2 separate regions of the Mus musculus genome follow, and region 2 is linked to region 1. Evidence: chromatin loops called from intact Hi-C (ENCODE). Cell type or tissue: left cerebral cortex. All regions are shown on one strand. Region 1 holds the start of Wdr83 (WD repeat domain containing 83). Region 2 overlaps Vps35 (VPS35 retromer complex component).

Region 1 (8,000 bases):
GCAGGAGGAGCAGAAGTTCAAAGCCAGCCTCACCTACATAGCAAGTTCAAAGCCAGCTTGGATTACTTAAAGCTTTGTCTGAAAACAACATAACAGCCAATAGTTGCCAAGGGTCCTTTACTCAGATAAGGCTACAAGGCACTGAGCCACCCTCTCTCATCATTTTCCTCTTCTTCCTCCTCCTCCTCTTCCCTTTAAATGTGTATTTATGAGGGGATGGTACATATGATATAGTATGCACCAGTTATAGCTATAGGACCAGCGTGGAGGTTGGAGAAGAACTTTCAGAAGTCAGTGCCTTTGCTCCACCATGTGGGTTCTGGAAACTAAACTCAGGTTGCCAACCTTGGTCACAAGCACCTTTATCCACTGAGCCATCTCACTGGCCCACTTCCTTGATTTGTTTATTGGTTTTGATTTGAGACAGGGTCTCACTATGTTGTCCTCAGCTGGCTTCAAGCTCACAGAGATCTAGCTGCCTTCTCCCCACCCTTCGGGCAGAATCTCTCCTTGAATCTGGGACTTGCATTTTCTTCCATAGGCTGAAATCCAGTGCCCAATGATCCTCCTGTCTTTTTGTCTCTTGGAGCCAGAGCTCTAGATAACTCTCATTCCGGAGCATGTGGTTAGAATGACTGGTGTATTATGTGGGTGCTGGACTCTGAACTCTGACCCTCACACTTGAGCAGGAAGTACCCTTAAATGCTGAGCAGTCTCTCCAGCCCCTCATGTCCCTTGGAGGCATCCCCCTGGGCTTTGGGGAAGGCTAGTGCCTGTGCCTACAGATTCTGGACTGTCATCTGGATAGCTACATTACCTGGGAAGAAGCGAGCTTCAGGAAGTAGTTGACCAACGTTTTTGCATTGAACTCAGGGCTCCGGGGATTATCCACCACGGGAGGGTCTGTACATAGCACATCCCAGCACAGGTATTTCGGGGGGTTGTAATTATTGGGGAGCACACCTATAGACAAAACCAGACTCAGCACCCCAGACCTGTCCTGGGGTCAGAGCCTGTCACATCCCACCCAGGATAGACGTCCAAATTCAAAAGGGCAGATACAAAAGGAACGCACAGAGCCCTGCTCAAAAAATCATTAAAAATCCTAAGATAACCTCAGCACATCACAACACGACACCAGGACTCTTCTGGGCTCGAGGTTGTGTATGGTTTACTCTCCCACCCTCTTACCAGTAAAGAGGTCAGCAGCGGGGGGCTCCAAGCTGTCACTAGCTCTCCACAGCTCCTCCATCCTCAGCTTTTTCTTCCGATTAAGTTTATCTTGATAGTCAATGCGCCCAAGGAAGAAGCCATCAAAACCCATCTGATAGCACAGAGAGGCTGAGTGAAGGAATGTAAGGCCTTCTTGCCCAGTCGGGCAAGAGCACAGAGAGAAAAGGTATACACAACTAAAACTATGGTTTTCAGGGCCAGAAAGATGGCTCTGTGGTTAAGATCGTTATCTGCTCTTTCAGAGGACCAGAGTTCAATACCCAGTATCACTATGGTGACTTGCAACCACCCATTACCTCAGTGCCAGGGGATCCTACAGTCCTGTGTGGACACTGCACATATGTGGCTCACAGATATACATGCAGGTAAAATACCCATATATGTTAAATCATAATTTTTTAAAAATATTTATCTATTATTATATATAAGTACACTGTATCTGTCTTCAGATACACCAGAAGAGGGCGCCAGATCTCATTATATGTAGTTGTGAGCCACCATGTGGTTTCTGGGATTTGAACTCAGGACCTCTGGAAGAGGAGTCAGAGCTCTTACCCGCTGAGCCATCTCGCCAGCCCCAAATAATAATTTTTTTTAAAGCTAGATATTTTTCTTTTTGTAAAAAAAAAATTGTTTATTTTATGTATGTAAGTACACTGTAACTATCTTTAGACACACAAGAGGGCATTGGATCCCATTACAGATGGTTGTGAGCCACCATGTGGTTGCTGGGAATTGAACTTAGGACCTCGAGGAGAGCAGTCAGTGCTCTTACTGCTGAGCTCCAGCCCTAGATTTTTTTTTTTTTTTTTGATACTGGGTCTCATTGTATAGACCATACTGATCTCTACCTCACAGGCCTCCTGCACCAGCCTGCTGGCATTACAGGCATGGGTCCCACGGAGCCTGAATGTTTATTTCCAAGGTTGAGAAAGACAGGGACAAAGAAGCAGCTGTCAAACCCCAACCCACGTCCACCTCCCTAGTTATGTCCCCAGTCTGAGGTGGGTGAGGTCAACACAAACATGAAGCTGTTTTTAAAGGAAGTTGTCGCCAACGGTCACTGGGATTAGAGAGTTGCCTCAGCACTAGCAGGCTAGTGGAGTCCAAATTCAGATAAGGCCTGGTCAAGGCAAAGGACCAACACAGCAGTTTAAACCTGCGGTGCCCTAGGATATAGACCAATCAGGGCTTGAACTCAACTCACAAGAGTCAATTTCACCCACAAGGTTGTGTCTCAGCAAGCCACAGTCTAGTCCCAGGGACTACTAAAGAAGGGCAGGGTTTGAGTAGCTAAAGGCAGAGTCAGAGTAGGTTAAGGGCAGGTCCAAAAGAGAATAGGGTGGTTGGCACCTGGGCAAACAGGGAGGCCTGTTCTCGAGAGTGGCCGAAAGGGTCAATATGCCAGGCCACACGGGGAAGTCCATCACTACCAAATGTGTCTTGCAGGAAGCGTAGCCCAAGTGTCATCTGGTCCACAATCGCGCCATAGTGGGTGGCTGCTTCGTCGTTCATCACCCAGCCACCATTGACAAACTCCAGGCGCCCTGTTCAAATAAGGCAGAGGGAAAAGGGTAGCTGTTAGAAGCGGGGGCCACCGTGGGCAAGGCTAGGAAAACAGACCCTAGTATGCTATATACCGAAGCCTGAAGAAGAGGCGAGTTTCCAAACCAGTGTGCTCAGATCTGCATGGCTGACCTCCCTGTGGAGCCACTGGAGATGGGACCTTGTGAGACAGGGTTCTCTATATGAAGACAGATTCTAAGCGGGTAGAACTATGGGTACAGTGTGTGTACACGATGATATAATAAAAATCTCAGAGATGCCTGGTTGTCCAAGCCTTTTGTTTTAGCTCTAGGAAAACAGGGAGGAAGGAGGATTTCCTCAAGTTCAAGACCAATCTAATCTAATAACAAATTCCAGGCCAGGAAGGGCCTGGCTATATAATAAGACACTGCTCCCCACTCCCCTCCCCCACCCCCCCCACACACATAAGTAAATAGATAAATAAGTAATCTGAGAGGTCGGGTTTGCAGAAGTACAAGCTGGGCTGGGCTTCCTCTTTTCACTTCTTGGGTTAGGCTCACCCTGGCGCACCAGGTTCCGTACAGCGTCCTGGGTTGCACTGGTCTGCTGCTTCCACCAACGGGAGAAGAAAGCCATTTCCACATAGATGAAGCGACGGGTGGGTTTCTCCAGTAGAGAGGAGACTACTGAGTCTAGGATGTACTGAACAGATGCGTGCTGAACATCACTCAGGACTGTGGGCATGAAGTTCAGGAAGTCAAGGTCCACTAGAAGATATGCATTGCTACAGAGGCCAGAAAACTCACTGTTCCCACCCCAATGTCCAAATCTGTGAAAAAAATTGCAGAGGCCCTCACCCCTCTCTACTCACTGCCGTAATAGTATTGGTCCACTGTCTTCAGCCAGCCTACATCATCGTGTGTATGAGGCAGCAGGTGCACATTGAGCATGCCTGGCTTCGTTGGGGGACATGTCTGCACAAAGACCCCCCCAACATACACATTCCCTGTCAGTAGCCGATAGTTCTAGAGGCAGGCAGGTTGGGGGCTCTGCGGTAGAACCCTTGCCTGGCATGTTCAAGACCATAGGTTTGACTTCCACTTTCACACGCAGGCAGGGAGATGGTACAAGCACAGGCCTTAACTTTGGAGTGATGCAGAGAGGTCAAAAAGCTATAATCTGTCCCAGGAAGGACACACAGAGTATAGTGCCCATATACTCTATAGATGCAACTCCCACTTTGCACAAACCCCATAGAGCAGAGATCACATACTTTAGGATAACTTTTGTCGGGGTTAGCTAAGCATTTGCAGACAGCTGAGATACGGGGCAATATTAGCCCTAATTGTCAGGCTAGGACACTGTGCCACAGTGCTGAGAAGTGACTTGCACAGGAAGGAGCCAGGAAGCTGAGAATCCTGGGGGAAAGGGAAGCTAGGAATGGGCAGCCCAGCTCACATCTCCTAGTCAACCTCTGCAAAGAAAAGAAGGGGCGCCAGGTGATGTCGTCAGATTTGCAAGATAGGTTTTCCAGCCGAGCCATGCCAAATGGATTTTGGGGGATGCAGTCACCAACAAGAGGAACCATGCAAGCACAACCTGTGCAAAACTTAGAGTCCTGCGTTCATGTGGCTGCTCATTCTTCACCCGACAACCACAGTAAAGTGCATGCAAAGTCCAAACAGGCCACTTGGAGTCACAGGGAGGCGAAAAAAATCACGTGCAGCCTTGTTTTCAGGCTCACGCCAGACCTTTTCAGAAACCCAATGCATGCTCTTAGCCCACACCGTCAGATCAACAGCAGTTTCCTATGGATCAGTGTCACCCATACCTCTAGTTCAACTCTGCCCAAATACATTTCCGCCCGCGGGCCCCAGCTCACCCACCTTGTAACCCGCGGCCCGAGCGCCAGGCGCGGCCAGCAACAGCCAAAAAAGAAAGGAAATAGGCAGGACTGGCGAACCTAGGTTGCAGGAGCTCATCCAGAGCCACCCGGTGTTCCCGCCACCAGCACGGACACCAGAGGTGAGCGGTCCGGTGCCCATGGTTCCGGCGACGCCGCTTCCGTGGCTTTCTCTACCCTAGCTAAATCCCTGAGAATGCTCCGCCCCCAGAACCCGAACCGCCAATCGGTGAGGAAGGGGGCAGGGCCTGGGTCATCAAGGACCTGTGGCAGTAGACTGAGCACAGGGAAGTACTGGATCTGTCCCCACCCCCATTCCACCCAGAGCTCTTTTGGCAGGAGACCTTAGCACTAAGATTTTTTTGATATGCTTTTGTATGAGTGTGAGCGAAGGATTCTGCTTTCCCAGTGGACTTCAATGTTTCCTAAGGAGTGAAAGTGTAGATGGGATTCTAGGGTACCAACTCTCTTTAGGGTTGGTGTCCTGGAGGGACCTAGAGTGGATAGAAGCTGGGGTCGAAAACAGTTCTGATCTGCCTTGTAGGACTGGGACTTCAAACAAACTGCCACTGGAATGCCAGAGATGAGGCACCCATCCCAGGCTGGACTGAGCTGCCTGTGAGCTTGTAGGGAAGAGAGAACCCTTCCCAACTCCCGCTGGTCTAGTGATTGCTCTGTTGCTCTAATAAGAAAACTCAGGGCCAGGGTTTAGTACATTAATATGTAGCTGTAATGTCAGCATGTTGAAGGCTGAGACAGGACTATATGAATACCAGGCCTGCCATGGCCATGTAAGGATACACAAATAAAACCCAGAAATATACCTCTGTAGAATACTTGTGTAACCTATATAAAGCCCTGAATTTCATACATAGCACTTCAGAATAAATAAGCAAATACATACACACACACACACACACACACACACACACACACACACACACACACCAAGAAAACCAAAACCTAGATTGGTTAGGTTATCAGGGCCAACAATCACCCTGATGCCTAACCCTAGACCCGAGGCTTGTGAAATATTAACATTAACTCATTTTTTCAAAAAGTCAGACAGGGGCCCCAGCACAGGGCAGTCTTCACTGGGCAGAGCACCCCATGAACAAAAGAGAAGCAACAGTGCAAGCCAACCAGAGCGGAAAGTTTTATATCAACTGGTTTCAATAAGAAAACAAGTGACTACGTAGAAACATGAACAGTGTTTCTCATAACAGTGGCCGGGTTTGGGGGGGGGGGAGAAGGTAAAAGGGAAGTCTGCAGGTTTATCTCTTTGTCAAAGCAGAAGCAGGGCCCCAAAGAAAGAGCCAACTTCCTTCCATTCAGCTGGGAGCCCAGAGACCACACTCAGGAAAGTTTAGGACAGCAGCTGAGGGAGGGCGGAGGCAGCCAAAGGCTAGGCCAGAGAGAAGGTGGGCCTGAGTCCAGGATCCAACCCTCCTAGGTGGCATCACCAGGGAGGCGTCATGGGCTGAGGATTCTGCAGATAGGACATCACCACGGCGGAGATAGAGAGCCTGAGATGGAAAAGAGCTGTCAGTGCTGGGGAGCACGCATGGGACCCCATCCCCTTATTCAGCATCCTCACATGAAGCTACTCATCATCTGCTTAGTGTCCTCCGAGCTCCGCGAGTTGGCAAAGCTGATAAAGGAGCAGTAGACAGCAACCCAAGCACACCACTTCAGCTGAAGAAAGGTGGGTGAGAAGACCGGGTCAGTGACAAGTATACCAAGGAGCTCCCACCACCAAGGTCCTCAGATATCAGGTTCTACCTGCAGCTCGGACCTTGTTCCCGGGGAAGCACCTCAACACCAACCCTCAGAGCCTACTCGAAGCAGCAGGCTTCTGATGCCAATGTGTGTCCTGCACCTCTCACCCTACCGCATCCTCTCAGACTGCTCTAACATTCCCACATGCTAAGGACCCTCCCGGCCTCTTTTCCACAAGTCGTCTGTAACTTGCCTAAGTTAGGCTCCACCCTCAGACCCCGCTAGGCAGTGTACAAGTCAAGTGCAAGCCCAACTTCCCCTACGTTTGGGGCGTCACCCTAGCTCCACCCCTAGCTGACCTCACCCCCTTCCCCACCTCTAGCACAGCCAGAGGACCCGCCTCTTTCTGAACCCACCCCAGACCTCAGTTTCAGGCGGACCAACAGACACTCAGGGAGGTTCATCCCCACCCACCTTAAGCATGAGGCCACACATGCTGAAGATCATGCCAAGAAGATTCATGTAGTCCGGAGTCGGGTCGTCTAAAGCCGGGTTGCACTCACTCGGGGGAGGCTTATACCTGCGACATGTTCAAGGATCAGGAGCGATCAAGTCCCACCTGGGCCACCTTAGCCATGACCCACGGCCACAACCAAAGACGCCTTGCCATGACTTGCTGGACTGCTCACCTCAGCACTTTGTTGGGCCTTCGTGGGTCGGACATATTGTTAGTGGACATAGCAAACTGAAGACCACGCCGTCCTTCTTTCACAGCTAGAAGAGCAACTTCCGGGCGTGGGAATGAAGGATGGCTTTTAGAGTAACACCAGTAGCCAGCGCTTCTGTTCCCAATAGCAGTGAGAGGGACGACTCTCAGCCAGAAAAAGGAGAATGAGAAAAGGCCAAAACAGTTCCTGGAAAGTAGGAAGTCTAGGGAAAAAAAACTGAAAGGACTTTTCAGTATCCCCAAAACTGTCATTAACGCGCTGAAATTTTGCACGGAAGTGCAAAGCAGGAAATAAATCCTGGGGGACAATAATAATGTTACACTCGAGCAAGTCTCTTTGAAAGCTTGGGAGGACGGTGGTCTCAATACATCAGCAGTAAAGCAGGCAGCGGACTGATGCATTTAAAAGTATGGCTTTTCCCGAGCCAAAGCCGCGGGCACCGGAGCTGCCGCAGAAACGGATGAAGACGCTGGACTGCAGCCAGGGCGCGGTGCGAGCCGTGCGATTTAATGGTAAGCGCCTTCGCCTTCCTCCCGGGCGTCCCTCCACCCGAGACCGGCGGTCCCGTAACCCCTGCCCTTTGTTCCCCAGTGGACGGCAACTACTGCCTGACGTGCGGCAGCGATAAAACCCTAAAGCTGTGGAACCCGCTGCGTGGGACGCTGCTGCGGACCTACAGTGGCCACGGCTACGAAGTGCTAGATGCGGCTGGGTGAGCTCCGGGCTAGGCTGGAATAAGGAGCGCAGAGGCTAGCTAGGGTCGTGAGTGGATATTGACCTTCTTTTCCCTGTCCTCCAGCTCCTTTGATAACAGCCATCTCTGTTCTGGTGGCGGGGACAAGACGGTGGTGCTGTGGGATGTAGCAACTGGGCAGGTCGTGCGCAAATTT
Region 2 (8,000 bases), 190 kb before region 1:
TGTTTTGATTTGCATTTCCCTGATGATTAAGGATGTTGAACAGTTTTTCAAGTACTTCTCAGCCCTTCAGTATTCCTCAGTTGAGAATTCTTTGTTTAGCTCTGTGCCCCATTTTTTAATGAGGTTATTTGATTTTCTGGAGCCCAGCTTCTTGAGTTCTTTGTATATATTGGATATTAGTCCCCTATAGTTATTTCTTGTGAACTGAAAAACAGTACAGACCTTTAACATAAGAGAGAAAACTAAACGATGTCTGTGTTACCCTTTATCCCTCCAAGAGTGAGCCAGGCCTGGCTATATTTGTCTGGAGAGGAGATCATTTTGAAATAGAAGAGATTAATTATATGATTTTCTCAGTTTGCTTGACCTATTTCTTTAAATGTGTAAATGAATTTTTAAAAACATCTTATTGGTTCTTTGTGAATTTCACACCATGTACCCCAATCCTTCTCATCTCCTCCTTCCGTCTCTTCTACCCTTGCATCCTCTCCCCAATGGAGGAAAAAATCCTCATGGAAGCTATAGTGTATAACAGTGTATACAGAGCTCATGCATCCTTTTGTTCCCATTTCTTTACAAATGTTCATTGCAAAGACTCATTGGTCTGATACAATGCCTCTGACTTCTGCTGCCTCAGTGGGACTCCTCTCAGATATCCTGTTGTTGCCCTGTGTCATGGAGATCTTGTAATTTTGGATCTATGGGATTGGGCCCCTTCGTGCCCTCCAGTAGTTCCATCAATGCGATAGATGTTGGAGTGGGCCAATTCAGAGCCCTGGATCTGGGCCTGAGAGGTATCTGAGCTGGTCTTCCTGAGGGCTCTCCTGCTCTCTCCACCTTGGGGCTGGCTCACCAGCAACCCCTGGAAACAGGGTCAGCTCTACCCTGCTGCCCAGGTGAGGTGCAGAGCCTGCTCTCCTGAGTGTTACAGCTAATAAGGGACATGGCCAGTTCTCTGATTCTCATGACTCTGGGGCCAACTCCTCTGCCTGCCATAGATGGTAAATAAAGATTTTTTTTTTTAAAATGTGAATCAAGTGCTCTGTTATAAAGATTAATTTTATTCATGAAAGGGTTGCTGTTTTTCTCTTTGTAGTATTGCTACCAGTAGTGCAGTTTCAAAGGAGCTTACCAGACTTTTGAAGATACCTGTTGATACTTACAACAATATCTTAACAGTATTAAAGTTAAAGCATTTCCACCCACTTTTTGAGTACTTTGACTACGAGTCCAGAAAGAGCATGAGCTGTTATGTGCTTAGTAATGTTCTGGATTATAACACAGAAATCGTCTCTCAGGACCAGGTAAGAGAACACAGATATGCTCTTCTAGGGAATTAGAAAAATATGGTTGACTAAGATTTTAGATATTGAGCTGTAGACACTGGTTATAAATGAAGGAGGTAACATAATAATAAAAATATGAATAGCTTATTTGTTATATAGAAGTTAAAAAATTGGAGATGTACAAAGAATTATTAAATACCTCTGATTTCACCACAGTTGATTAACATTTGGCATACCTCTTTTCAGATTTTTGTCCATAAATGAATACATTGACCTATCAACTTTTCAATGCCTTTGGAACAACCTCCCTACTTCTCCCAATTTTATGTCCTCCTTTTTTTTTTTTTTTTTTTAAATTCAGCTCAATTATTACTTCCTGTATGTGAATGAGTAGAAGAGGGTCACCTGCTGGGAATATAAGCAACCTACCAGTGACTGTACCCCATAGAAGTGACTCTCCCGCCTTCAGTAGCCAGTATTTGCCAATAGCTCTTCAGCTAGGGTTGGCTCCTTGGGAACTTCCTTTCTATCCAGGATGAGTGTTGACTAGCTTGATCTTGGGCAGGCAATCAAAGCTACTGTGGAAAGGTGCTATTTTGCAGTAGTCCTTGACCTCTGGCTATAATATTTCTGTCCCCTCTTCAGTGTTCCCTGAGCCATGTTGGGGAGGGTATGCTAAAGACATGCTATTTAGGGCTTAACACTCCATAGTCATTTACTTTCTACCCTTTGAGTTCTATTAACTGTTATCCACTGCAAAAAGAAGCATCATTGATAAGGGAGAAAGCTATAATAATCTGTGGCTGGAAGGATATTTAGAAGATAGTTTGTTACTATGTCCACTTAGCAAAATAATAGTAGTAGACTCTGCCTTAGCCCTTTTTCTTCGTAATCCTTGGGTTCTTTGCCAGGTTTGCAGTACCAGTACCAGGCATGAATTCTACCCTGTGGAACAAACCTTAAGTCCAAGTAGAAAGCCCTGGTTATTCCTAAAATATTCATTCCACTATTGTACCAATGGGCGAATTTTGTCAAACTGGTTGTTACTGTAGCTTAAAAAGTTCACAGCTGGGTGAAACTGTTTATTCTAACTTTTTTACAAAAACACTGAATTATTTTGCTGATATTGTTTCATTATGTATCCACTTAGAAACTGTTGCCTTTTTTGTTGATAGTGTCAGGCTAATATTTTCTACTTTCTGTGTTGCAGGTAGATTCCATAATGAATTTGGTGTCCACATTGATTCAGGATCAGCCAGACCAACCTGTAGAAGACCCTGATCCAGAAGACTTCGCTGATGAACAGAGCCTTGTTGGCCGATTTATTCATCTGCTACGTTCTGATGATCCTGACCAGCAGTATTTGGTATGAGTTATCTCTTACTGTAACCTTTCCTCACGCTTAATGAGCAGAAAAGTGTTTAAAATGGTTTAATGCAGCTTTTGCATTGGTTTAAGGTGTTAAAAAACTTGTTACTGAATTAAAGTTCATGACCTTAAAAAAATTTATTTACCTATTTAGTTTTTTTGAGGCAAGTTCTCACTGTAGCCATGTTGGCCTTAAAATTATGATCCTGCTGCCCTAGCTTCCTGAGTGCTACAAATTCAGTTGTGTACCACCGTGCACAGCTGGGATTTTATTTTTGTATAAATGAATAGTTAAATTGTTGGCACTCATGAAGAACAAGTCAGGTATTCCAGCTTCTCTTGAAAACCTGAGAATTGCAGAAAAGCTTGCTTTCCTTTAGTTGGATATTACGTAATTGTTCTGTGTTCTGTGTCTTTTTCAACAGTGTAGTGCATTTAGAATGTTTAGTTGTTTATCATAATAAACTTAATGAGACATAAAATCTGATAGGAAGATATTTGTCAGATGAAAATGTATGAAGGACTTTAAAGTTTAGTGATCAGACAAGACAAAGCTTTCTCTTTTATCATAGTCCTCAGTTAATCTTTATGAAATGAAGATTTAAATGTGACCTAAGTAGGTAAGTTGGCATCTGATAGTGGATGATTTAAAAGGCTGATTTCTTTAATTTGTCTTAGGGAGAGTCTTTTATGCACTATGTGATCAAGACAGTATGTGAATACTGAAATATTTTAAGTTGCTCCCCCTTCTTCGCTCTTCCTTCTGTGTGTGTGGAGGGGATTGCTCTCATTTTCTGTGTCACATCGATAGTATTTATGGCTGATTGGTTATGTTTGTATGTCACCATATCAAAGAAATCCACAAGACCCAAATATATCACATACTGTATTTTACGTGAATTCTTTAGTGTTTATATTTGCGTGTTTATGTAGGTGCACCTGAAGGTTAAAGGTCAGCATCAAGTCAGGTACTTTCCATTGTGTTTTTCTAGACAGGGTTCCTCAGTGAGCTCCTGGAGTCAGCTGCTTCTGCCTTCCCAGTGCTGGGACTGCAGTTGCATGGCTGCGCCTGGCCTTTTATGAAGATGTTGGGAATCTAAACTCAGCTTATGCTAGAAGCATTTTACTGACTGAACCATCTGCCCAATCCTTTGGTTTTCCTTTTCTTTTCTTCTTTTCTTTCTGAACCAACCATACATTTGTTTCATACGGCTTTTTAAATTATATTGTAGTTTTCTTAATTTAAGTGTGCTTAGGAAGTTTGATCTACCTGTAAGGATAAATAATTAAGGTTATAGGAAGATCTAAAAGATTAGAGTTTAGACAACCCCAAATAGCTAGAACAGGCTTTATTTAATTCCAGAAAGATGGTTTCTCTAATTCTGGCCAACTAATCATGGCATAGGCCCCAGTCACTCAGTGGTCAGAGTTCAAGAGAATGAGGGGTTATATGTAGCCTTTTGAAGCTAAGGATAGGAAAGGTGGAAAGGGGAATTTAGCCGCTTTCCTTAGATAACCTGGGTTTTTTGTTTGTTTGTTTGTTTTCTGGTTTTGGAGACTGCGGGGTCTGTCATCTCTTTCTGCAACCACAAGGTGTTTGAGGCAGCTACTTTTTCCAAATAGCTGGCTTCCTGGAGCTCTGAGCTCAGTTTAGGGCCTTGACTTTTAGGAGTGATTCTCCTACTCCTACACACACACCAGAGCCGTTTTTCCATAATTGCCTACTTTTCTGAGCACATACTTTGTGCAAGGTATTGATGACATAATTGAAACTTTGTGTCATTTAATCTTCCCAACAGTTTTATAGGAATATGCTACCTCATTTTTCAAGTGAAATTTATGCTAAGAGGAAGGCAGTATGAGACTTATCCTTGGGAGATGCAACTCAGACATCTCTTCACTGCTATTAGGAATAGATTTCAGACCATTTAATGTTCAATTTGGCCAACAAGTGAGTTTATTGGGATTACTTACAGGAGTATGGGCAGTAAGAGGGTGGGGTTATTCACAGGAACAGGGCTGTCTCAAAGACAATGGCATAACTGAAAATCACACTCTGGTACAGGTGACAACTCATAAAAGCTGCAGTCCTGAAGCTCTGCATGACTTGCAGTCAGCTTCCATGTTGGACAAGCTCCTCCAGGCCACCTTGCTGGTCCGTCTCCTCCACCAGCATGCTTTATTGTTCCTTGAGGAGGAACCTGTTAGTCTTACAAGTTTCAGCTGTCTGGGACTTGTAAGTTTATTTACTTCCTGAATCTTAGGAGCTTCTCTCCAGGATGGAATGTTTCAGCAGATTGCTACACTGCAGCAATAAAGACTAGACAGGACTAGAATCTACTTTTACATGTAAGTCTGTTCAGCTTCCTCAGCCTGCAGTCCTTATCAATGAAGTATAGTTTGTGAATGAAAGAGCACATATCTATTCTTGACTAGTTACCTAAGGCTAGTATTACAACCCGTGTAAGCTTCCAATTTGCTTATATAAAATGAGTTAGTATTTTATAATATAGGAAGTGTGTACTTCAGTAAAGCCTGGTTTATCATAAAACAGTAGCAGCTTGGAATAAAGTTATGGAATAGAGTTCCCATGTAATTTTGTAAACAAATAATCCTAGCATGGAAAATTATTTTAAATTTTTTTTCTTTGTCAGATTTTGAATACGGCACGAAAACATTTTGGGGCTGGTGGAAATCAGCGGATTCGCTTCACACTGCCACCTTTGGTATTTGCAGCTTACCAGTTGGCTTTTCGATACAAAGAGAATTCCCAAATGGTAGGTTTACTTTGAAATTTGTCACTACGTTTCTCCTTTTCCTTTACTGTATCTTCTAAGTTGTAGAAAAGCTCAAGCACACACACAGAATGAGTGATCATTACTCACCCTTTGCTGATTTTAGCTGACGCTGGTGAACTATACACTGGCTGAGAAATCACATAGCAGCACTTGGAAGTATGAGACTGAATCAGTTTGAATTGATGCTAAAACGTTTCCTTAGGGTCTGAATCAGTGTAACTTTACCTAGTGACAAGGTCTAGCACTGTATAATCACTTCTCAAAAAAGCTTGTTATTGAATATTGTTATGAATTGCATGCAACTACTCTTAAGAGTTTGTTTCTTTCTAAAACAGAACCATGGCTAGTCTTCGGTGGCATAATTTTAAAGAAAACACCTCAGTCTCATATTCATGGAAGTTGAACATTCAGGTTTATGTTACGGAATAAAGCTCAGTAAACTTGATTTTCTAATAATGTTTTAAAAGCATTTTTATCTGAATACTCTTACCTGCTTACATACCAGGTTTTTGTCAGGATAGCTTCTGTTCTGTTTTCTAGCACTTTATGACTAAGTATTTGTCATTATAACAATAAAAGTAGCCATATTCCTATGCAATATAGTACTTGAAGTCCTAGCCAAAGCAATTAGACAACAAGAGGAGGTCAGGGTCAACAAATTGGAAAGGAAGAAGTCAAAATATCACTATTTGCAGATGATATGATAGTATATATAAGTGACCTTAAAAATTCTACCAGAGAACTCCTAAACCTGATAAACAGCTTCAGTGCAGTAGCTGGATATAAAAGTAACTCAAACAAATCAGTGGCCTTTCTCTACACAAAGGATAAACAGGCTGAGAAAGAAATTAGGGAAACAACAGCCTTCACAATAGTCACAAATAATATAAAATACTTTGGTGTGACTCTAAGGAAGTGAAAGATCTGTATGATAAGAACTTCAAGTCTCTGAAGATAGAAATCAAAGAAGATCTCAGAAAATGGAAAGATCTCCCATGCTCATGGATTGGCAGGATTAATATAGTCAAAACGGTTATCCTGCCAAAAGCAATCTACAGATTCAATGCAATCCCCAGCAAACTTCCAACTCAATTCTTCACAGAGTTAGAAAGGGCAATCTGCAAATTCATCTGGAATAACAAAAAACCTAGGATAGCAAAAACTATTCTCAACAATAAAAGAACCTCTGGTGGAATCACCATGCCTGACCTCAAGCTGTACTACAGAGCAATTGTGATTAAAAAACTGTATGGTACTGGTACAGCGACAGACAGGTAGATCAATGGAATAGAATTGACCCAGAAATGAACCCACACACCTATGGTCACTTATCTTTGACATAGGAGCTAAAACCATCCAATGAAAAAAAGACAGCATTTTCAACAAATGGTGCTGGCACAACTGGAGGTTATCATGTAGAAGAATGAGAATTGATCCATTCTTATCTTCTGTACTAAGCTCAAGTCTAAGTGGATCAAGGAACTCCACATAAAACCAGAGACACTGACACTTATAGAGGAGAAAGTGGGGAAAAGCCTCGAAGATATGGGCACAGAGGAAAAATTCCTGAACAGAACAGCAATGGCTTGTGCTATAAGATCGAAAATCGACAAATGGGACCTCATAAAGTTACAAAGCTTCTGTAAGGCAAAAGACACTGTCAATAAGACAAAAAGGCCACCAACAGATTGGGAAAGGATTTTTACCAATCCTAATTCCAATAGGGGACTAATATCCAGTATATACAAAGAACTCAAGAAGCTGGGCTCCAGAAAATCAAATAACCCCTTTAAAAAATTGGGCACAGAGTTAAACAAAGAATTCTCAACTGAAGAATACCGAAGGGCTGAGAAGTACTTGAAAAACTGTTCAACATCCTTAATCATCAGGGAAATGCAAATCAAAACAACCCTGAGATTCTGCTTCACACCAGTCAGAATGGCTAGGATCAAAAATTCAGATGACAGCAGATGCTGGCGAGGATGTGGAGAAAGAGGAACACTCCTCCATTGCTGGTGGGATTGCAAGCTTGTACAGGGGAACACCAGGGCCAAGAAGTGGGAGTGGGTGGGTAGGGGAGCAAGGGGGGGGTATAGGGGACTTTTGGGATAGCATTTGAGATGTAAATGAAGAAAATATCTAATAAAAAATTAAAAAGAAAAGAAAATGGAAATAACTAATAAAAGGGGGTAAAGGGTTAAGAAATTTCCCTGTTGTGTTGGAAATCAGTCTGGCGGTTCCTCAGAAAATTGGACATAGTACTACCGGAGGATCCAGCAATACCACTCCTGGGCATATACCCAGAAGATGTTCCATCTGGTAATAAGGACACATGCTCCACTATGTTCATAGCAGCCTTATTTATAATAGCCAGAAGCTGGAAAGAACCCAGATGCCCCTCAATAGAGGAATGGATACAGAAAATGTGGTACATTTATACAATGGAGTACTACTCAGCTATTAAAAACAATGAATTTATGAAATTCTTAGACAAATGGATGGATCTGGAGGGTATCATCCTGAGTGAGGTAACCCAATCACAAAAGAA

The links. A loop is a pair of places that touch in the nucleus more often than their neighbours do. Peaks named below come from ENCODE experiments on the same cell type or tissue, not always from the same donor. Only the 100,000 strongest peaks of a DNase experiment are listed, where the experiment ranks them.
Region 2: it touches region 1 in a loop (2.8-fold over the local background); 5 of 42 quality-filtered maps call a loop at or near these places.

Annotation. Positions count from the first base shown.
Region 1 is chr8:85,080,135-85,088,134 of GRCm38, reverse strand. It overlaps Wdr83 (WD repeat domain containing 83), which reads left to right and starts at 7,389. Exons shown (of 9, transcript NM_026399.2): 1 at 7,389-7,622; 2 at 7,702-7,822; 3 at 7,910-8,000. The coding sequence starts at 7,520. It overlaps Wdr83os (WD repeat domain 83 opposite strand), which reads right to left and starts at 7,172. Exons shown (of 4, transcript NM_001001493.2): 1 at 7,072-7,172; 2 at 6,857-6,962; 3 at 6,261-6,358; 4 at 5,796-6,189. The coding sequence starts at 7,121. The coding sequence ends at 6,123. It overlaps Man2b1 (mannosidase 2, alpha B1), which reads right to left and starts at 4,866. Exons shown (of 24, transcript NM_010764.2): 1 at 4,647-4,866; 2 at 3,632-3,734; 3 at 3,321-3,494; 4 at 2,587-2,780; 5 at 1,192-1,324; 6 at 818-963. The coding sequence starts at 4,805. In left cerebral cortex, CTCF peaks have their summits at 1,680 (motif pointing right), 4,465 and 7,360; DNase peaks (open chromatin) are centred at 4,503, 4,886, 7,207 and 7,424; H3K4me3 peaks cover 3,017 bases; H3K27ac peaks cover 1,964 bases.
Region 2 is chr8:85,268,124-85,276,123 of GRCm38, reverse strand. Vps35 (VPS35 retromer complex component) reads left to right here. Exons shown (of 17, transcript NM_022997.5): 11 at 1,097-1,304; 12 at 2,497-2,652; 13 at 5,309-5,431. Among named protein-coding and RNA genes, the nearest start is that of Vps35, 27 kb to the left of the region's middle. In left cerebral cortex, no CTCF peak of the experiment used is centred here; no DNase peak of the experiment used is centred here.